Regions from separate parts of the Homo sapiens genome. Here region 1 is linked to region 2. The links are chromatin loops, found by intact Hi-C in ENCODE. Cell type or tissue: OCI-LY7. All regions are shown on one strand. Each heading gives the region's core, and the rest is flanking DNA. Links, peaks and the distances in the headings are about the cores only. Region 1 overlaps LOC105374336 (a long non-coding RNA gene). Region 2 overlaps ZNF141 (zinc finger protein 141).

Evidence for each region. Peaks named below come from ENCODE experiments on the same cell type or tissue, not always from the same donor. Only the 100,000 strongest peaks of a DNase experiment are listed, where the experiment ranks them.
Region 1: a loop joins it to region 2, with 6 times the contacts of the local background. A loop is called at or near these places in 1 of 110 quality-filtered maps.

Annotation. Positions count from the first base shown.
Region 1 is chr4:305,420-308,335 of GRCh38, reverse strand. LOC105374336 (a long non-coding RNA gene) reads left to right here. Exons shown (of 2, transcript XR_925020.3): 2 at 105-1,001. It overlaps ZNF732 (zinc finger protein 732), which reads left to right and starts at 2,862. Exons shown (of 4, transcript NM_001137608.3): 1 at 2,862-2,916. In OCI-LY7, for the core only: no CTCF peak of the experiment used is centred there; a DNase peak (open chromatin) is centred at 1,605; H3K4me3 peaks cover 1,037 bases; H3K27ac peaks cover 1,823 bases.
Region 2 is chr4:383,194-386,109 of GRCh38, reverse strand. It overlaps ZNF141 (zinc finger protein 141), which reads right to left. Exons shown (of 4, transcript NM_003441.4): 4 at 1,242-2,916. Among named protein-coding and RNA genes, the nearest start is that of MIR571, 34 kb to the right of the region's middle. In OCI-LY7, for the core only: no CTCF peak of the experiment used is centred there; a DNase peak (open chromatin) is centred at 1,569; H3K4me3 peaks cover 1,075 bases; H3K27ac peaks cover 2,347 bases.

The sequences.
Region 1 (2,916 bases), core at 311-2,810, 78 kb after region 2:
ATCTCTCTTGACTTATTTGCACAGGCCGAAGCTGTGCATATGACAGTGTGCCAGTTTGGGGCCCAGGTTCAAAAGGTCTTAAATGCTTCTGTTATCTTTTTCAGAATTCTTCCATCTCTATGAGAACAAGCCCATTTTAACTTTCTGGAGGATAAAATAGCATGCTGAGGAAAGCCAAAGTGCGCCAGTTTACAGACAGCTCACTCCCAGAAGCAGAGCCACCTAATTCACCAGCATCTGACCACTCACACCTGAAGGAGCCAAACTGAGCCCAGAAGAATGGCCCAGCTAAGCCCAGCCTAAATTTCTAACCAGCTCAACCCTGAGCTAGTATGTTTCAGGATTGTTATGCAGTTATAGCTTAGTAATATATACACCCATTAAAGACAGGATTCCAGGATTCCAGGACAGATTGATTACAAATAACCTGCAAATGCTTGGCACCCTGTAAGTATTGATATTGTGTTTCCTTTATTTAAAGTTAAATTTGTTGTAAGATGGTATTGACTTATATAGAAGTGAGGCAAGAGAATAGGGTCTGGAGGCAGGGAACTTAAGGCCAATTCGTGCTGAATTCCTAAAGAAGAAACACCAAGGTCTGGGAGCAGGGAACCTAAGGCCAATTAACGTGAACTTCCTACATCTAAACCAAAAGGAAAACCTCATCTACACCTGAGTAGCAAAGGATCAAAGGTGACTGTTGCTACAACCCTCTCCTTTGCACCAGTTCTCTGATAGAAAAGGAGAGTGACTTGGAGTGGCCGTGGGCCAAGCACAGGCCATGCCTTCATCTGCATGGGGTACCAATTCACCTCAGCCTTTGATTAGCCACGGACCAAATCTTTCATCCAGATAAGGGGTAGCTGATAGGGACCTCAAAAGGAGTACTTAAAACCCAGATAACTTTGTAACCGGGTCCTTGAGCTGCTTGCTGGGGCTCACACCCATCCCGTGGAGTGCTTTCTTGCTTTAATAAACCCCTGCTTTTGCTGTTTCCTTCATGTGTTTCGTTCCATTTTGCATTTTGTTCAATTCTTTGTTCAAAATATCAAGGACCTGGACAACTCACACTCACGGCCTTCCTTCTGGGAACAGAAGTGCAGGTAGAAGTGGATGCATGTGATTGGTGCTTAAACTCACACAGTGCCCCACACCACAGGAGAAAAACACACAGTTACAGCCTGACAGGTCCAAAGATAAATAGCAAAACAAGAAATTTGCCTTTAATCTATTCCCTCCACATCTAAACTCTGGAGGGCAAGGCTGTGAAGAGATCTGAATACATGGTGCTCTCTCTTCCTGTGGACCCATCATTCCTTGTTTACTGTCTGATATTTAAAAGGAAGAGGAACCCCTGAGAGAGGAGGCAGTCAGAAGCTAGTTAGGAAGATAGGGAGGGAGGGTCTCTGGAGAGGAAAAACACCCATGGGACCGCACATGCACCACCCTTGTAGCTAGTGGGAAGAAATGTGGTTAAGAACTTCCTCTTATGCCAGGATGTTGATCAGAAGGGACTGTCCCCACTTAGGCCCAGGTGTAATAAATCAACCTAAATGTCATTAACTTGACCCAGCTCCTTATAATGTTACCTAACATGACATAAGTATTTTGGTTTTAGCTTCACCCTTTCCACCTGCTGTGGGTTTCGCTTGGGCACTCATGGGTAATAACCAAGACGGAGTCACTGTGGTCAATCCCAGGCATGCTCAGATGCAACACTGTTATAGGGGAACTTTACCCCTCCCATTTGGGCAGAGCCCACAGAAGACTTCCTTGTTCTTGCCATATAAACTCAGCCCCATTTCTGGCACCCTGCTTTCATGTCCCCTCTTACTGCTGAGAGCTTTCCCTATGCTTAATAAATCCTATTCTGCTTTACTCACTCTCTGGTGTCTGTATGTCTTATTCTTCCTGGTCATGGGAAGAGAGCCCAGACGTGGTTGAACTGAGGAGACCACCACACTGGTACCAAACAGCAAGGGGGAGACAGTGATCTTCACGTGGACACTCTCAGCTTGCAGCCCCTGCTCTCTCTAGGGGCACTGTCCTACCCATCCTTCATCCTGAGGAGAAAAGTTGGTAGAGAGGCTGGTCCCTTACTTCCAGTAGAAAAGACGTGTTCAGGCCCTCACTTTCTTGAGGTCAGAGCCCTCATGGCTGTACTCGATGTGGCAGCCACCAGACATATGTAGCTACTGAGTACCTGGAATGTGGCTGGTTTGAGGTAAAATGTGCTGCAAACATAAAATACACAGTGAGTTTAGACGAATTAAATCAGAAATATACTTTATTTCTAATTATATATTGATCACATATTGAAACAATATTTTGGATACAATAGGTTAAAATATAAACAATTTCACTTGTTTCTTTTTATTATTTTTGATGTGGCTAATAAAAAATTGAAAATTCACAAATAGCTAACATTTTATTTTTTAAAGGATTGCTTCCCCCTTAAAATCCTACTCAAAAGACCAGAGGACAGAGAGGTTATGAAATCTAAAATATTAAAATAATTGTCATTATATTGTTTCCATTTGTGAACAAGTGTGTGTCTGTGTGTGTGCGCGCGCGTACGTACACAATTTATAAATGGGCGTAACCTTACACACCAGAAGGTTAAAAATGAACCCCCAACAGAGCCAAGCCTAGCACAGAAAGCCCTGACTGAAAATACCTGGAGGCACGAGTCTGTCTCTCTTGCCTCATTAAGTGCACTGTGTGGTGGCAAGTTCTGTCACTCAAATTCTGAGCGTGGGGAGCTTGGTATCTTATCCAATCAGAGCGCTGGATTGAGAACTGCCCAATCAGGCGCGCAGCCGGAGAGGAGGGGGCGGCATCCGGGATCTGGCGCGGCTTTTGCCTTTTGCGCCAGCGTGAGCTCGGTTAGGGTCTCCACGGCCGTGCTTTCACCCC
Region 2 (2,916 bases), core at 126-2,625:
CTGCATCCCTGATTGGGCAGTTCTCAGTCCAGCGGCCTGATTGGATAGGGCTCGAAGCTTCACGCCCTCAGGCTTTGAGTGACAGAAATTGCGAAAACACAGTATACTAATTGAGGCAAGAGTGACAGACTCGTGCCTCCAGGCACTTAGAGTCAGGGCTTTCTCTCTGTGCTAGGCCTGGCTCTGCACATGGTTCATTTTTAACCTTGTGCACGCACGCGCGCGCGCGCATGCACACAGACACACACTTGTTCACAAATGGAAACAATATAATAATTTTAATATTTTAGATATCGTAACTTTTCTGGCCTGTGGTCTTTTGAGTAGGATACCTGAGATTTGAAGAGGAAAGCGAACCTCTAAAAAATAAAATGTTAGCTATTTGTGAATTTTCAATTTTTTATTAGCCACATCAAAACTAAGAAAAAGAAGCAAGTGAAATTGTTTGTGATAATTTTAACCTATTGTATCCAAAATATTGGCCGGGCCCAGTGGCTCACGGCTGTAATCCCAGCACTTTAGGAAGCTGATGTGGATCACGTGGTCAGGTGATCGAGACCATCATGGCCAAACTGGTGAAACTCCGTCTCTACTAAAATACAAAAAATTAGCTAGGCATGGTGGCGTGTGCCTGTAGTCCCATCTACTGGGAAGGCTGAGGCAGGAAAATTGCTTGAACCCGGGAGGCGGAGGTTGCAATGATACAAGATCGTGCCACCGCACTCCAGCCTGGTGACAGAGCAAGAGTCCATCTCAAAATAAATAAATAAATAAAATAAAAAATTTAAACCCCAAATATTATTGTTTTAATATGTGATCAATATATAATTAGAAATAAGGTATATTTCTGACCTCATTCTTCTAAACTCACTGTGTATTTTATGTTTCCAGCACATTTTACCTCAAACCAGCCATATTCCAGGTACCCAGTAGCTACATATGGCAGGTGGCAGCCACACTGAGTGCAGCCATGAGGGCTCTCTTCCCTCAGGGAAGTGAGGGCCTGAACACTTCTTTTCTGCTGTGAGGGAACAGCCTCTCTACCAACTGTTCTCCTCAGGCTCAAGGGTGGGTGGGACAGTGCCTCTAGAGAGAGCAGGGGCTGCAAGCTGAGAGCGTCCACGTGAAGACCACGGTCTCCCAGTTGCGGTTTGGTGCCAGTGTCGTGGTATCCTCAGTTCAGCCAGGTGTGGATTCTCGTTCCATGGCCAGGAAGAATAAGGCACACAGACATCAGAGAGTGAATAAAGCAGAATAGGATTTATTAAGCAAAAGGAAAGCTCTCAGCAGAAAGGGGACATGAAAGCAGGTTGCCAGAAATGGGGCTGAGTTCTGGGTCTTTTATGTGGCAAGAACGAGGAAGTCTTCTGTGGGTTCTGCCCAAATGGGAGGGGTAAATTTCCCCGCTAAGGGTGTTGTATCTGTGCATGCCTGGAGTTGACCACAGTGACTCCATCTTGGTTATTACCCATGAGTGCCCAAGCAAAACCGACAGCAGGTGGAAAGAGTGAAGCTAAAACCAAAATATTTATGTCATGTTAGTAACATTATAAGGAGCTGGGTCAAGTTAATGACATTTAGGTTGATTCATTACACCTGGGCCTAAGTGGGACAGTCTCTTCTGATCAACACCCTGGCATAAGAGGAAGTTCTTAACCACATTTCTTCCTGCTAGCTACATGGGTGGTGCAGGTGTGGTCCCGTGGGTGTTTTTCATCTCCCAAGACCTTCCCTCCCTATCTTCCTAACCAGCCTCTGCCTCCTTTCTCAGGGGTTCCTCTTCTTTTCAAATATCAGATGGTAAACAAGGAATGATGGGTCCACAGGAAGAGAGAGCACCATGTCTTCAGATCTCCTCACAGCCTTGCCCTCCAGAGTTTAGATGTGGAGGGAATAGATTAAAGGCAAACTTCTTGTTTTGCTATTTATCTTTGGACCTAATTGCCAGGCTGGAACTGTGTGTTTTTCTCCTGTGGTATGGGGCACTGTGTGAGTTTAAGTACCAATCACATGCATCCACATATACCTGCACTTCTGTTACCAGAAGGAAGGCCGTGAGTGTGAACTGTCCAGGTCCTTGACATTTCGAACAAAAAAATTGAACAAAGCACACAAAGGAATGAAAAACAGGAAGGGAATAGCAAAAGCAAGATTTTATTAAAGTGAGAAAGCACTCTACAGGGTGGGTGTGAGCCCCAGCAAGCCGCCCAAGGACCCGGTTACAATGTTTTCTGGGTTTTAAGTACTCCTTTTGAGGTTCCTATCAGCTACCCCTTATCTGAATGAAGGATTTGGTCCTTGGCTAATCAAAGGTTGAGGCGAATTGGTACCCTATGCAGATGAAGGCATGGCCTGTGCTTGGCCCACGGCCACTCCAAGGCACTGTCCTTTTCTATCAGAGAACTGGTACAAGGGGGAGGGTTGTAGCGACAGTCGCCTTCGATCCTTTGCTACTCGGGTGTAGATGAGGTCTTTCCTTTTGGTTTAGATGTAGGAAGTTCACGTTAACTGGCTTTAGGTTCCCTGCTCCCAGACCTTGGTGTTTTTTCTTGTAGGAAGTCAGCACGAATTGGCCTTAAGTTCCCTGCCTCCAAACCCTATTCTCCTGCCTAACTTCTGTGTAACTCAATATCATCTTACAACAAATCTAACTTTAAATAAAGGAAAAAAGAAAATCAATACTTACAGGGTGGCAAGCATTTGCAGGTTATTTGTGATCAATCTGTCCTGAGATCCTGTCTTTAATGGGTGTATATATTACTAACTTATAACTGCATAACAATCCCGAAACATACTAGCTCAGGATTGAGCTGGTTAGAAATTTAGGCTGGGCTCAGCCGGGCCATTCTTCTGGGCTCAGTTTGGCTCCTTCAGGTGTGAGTGGTTAGATGCTGGTGAATTAGGTGGCTCTGCTTC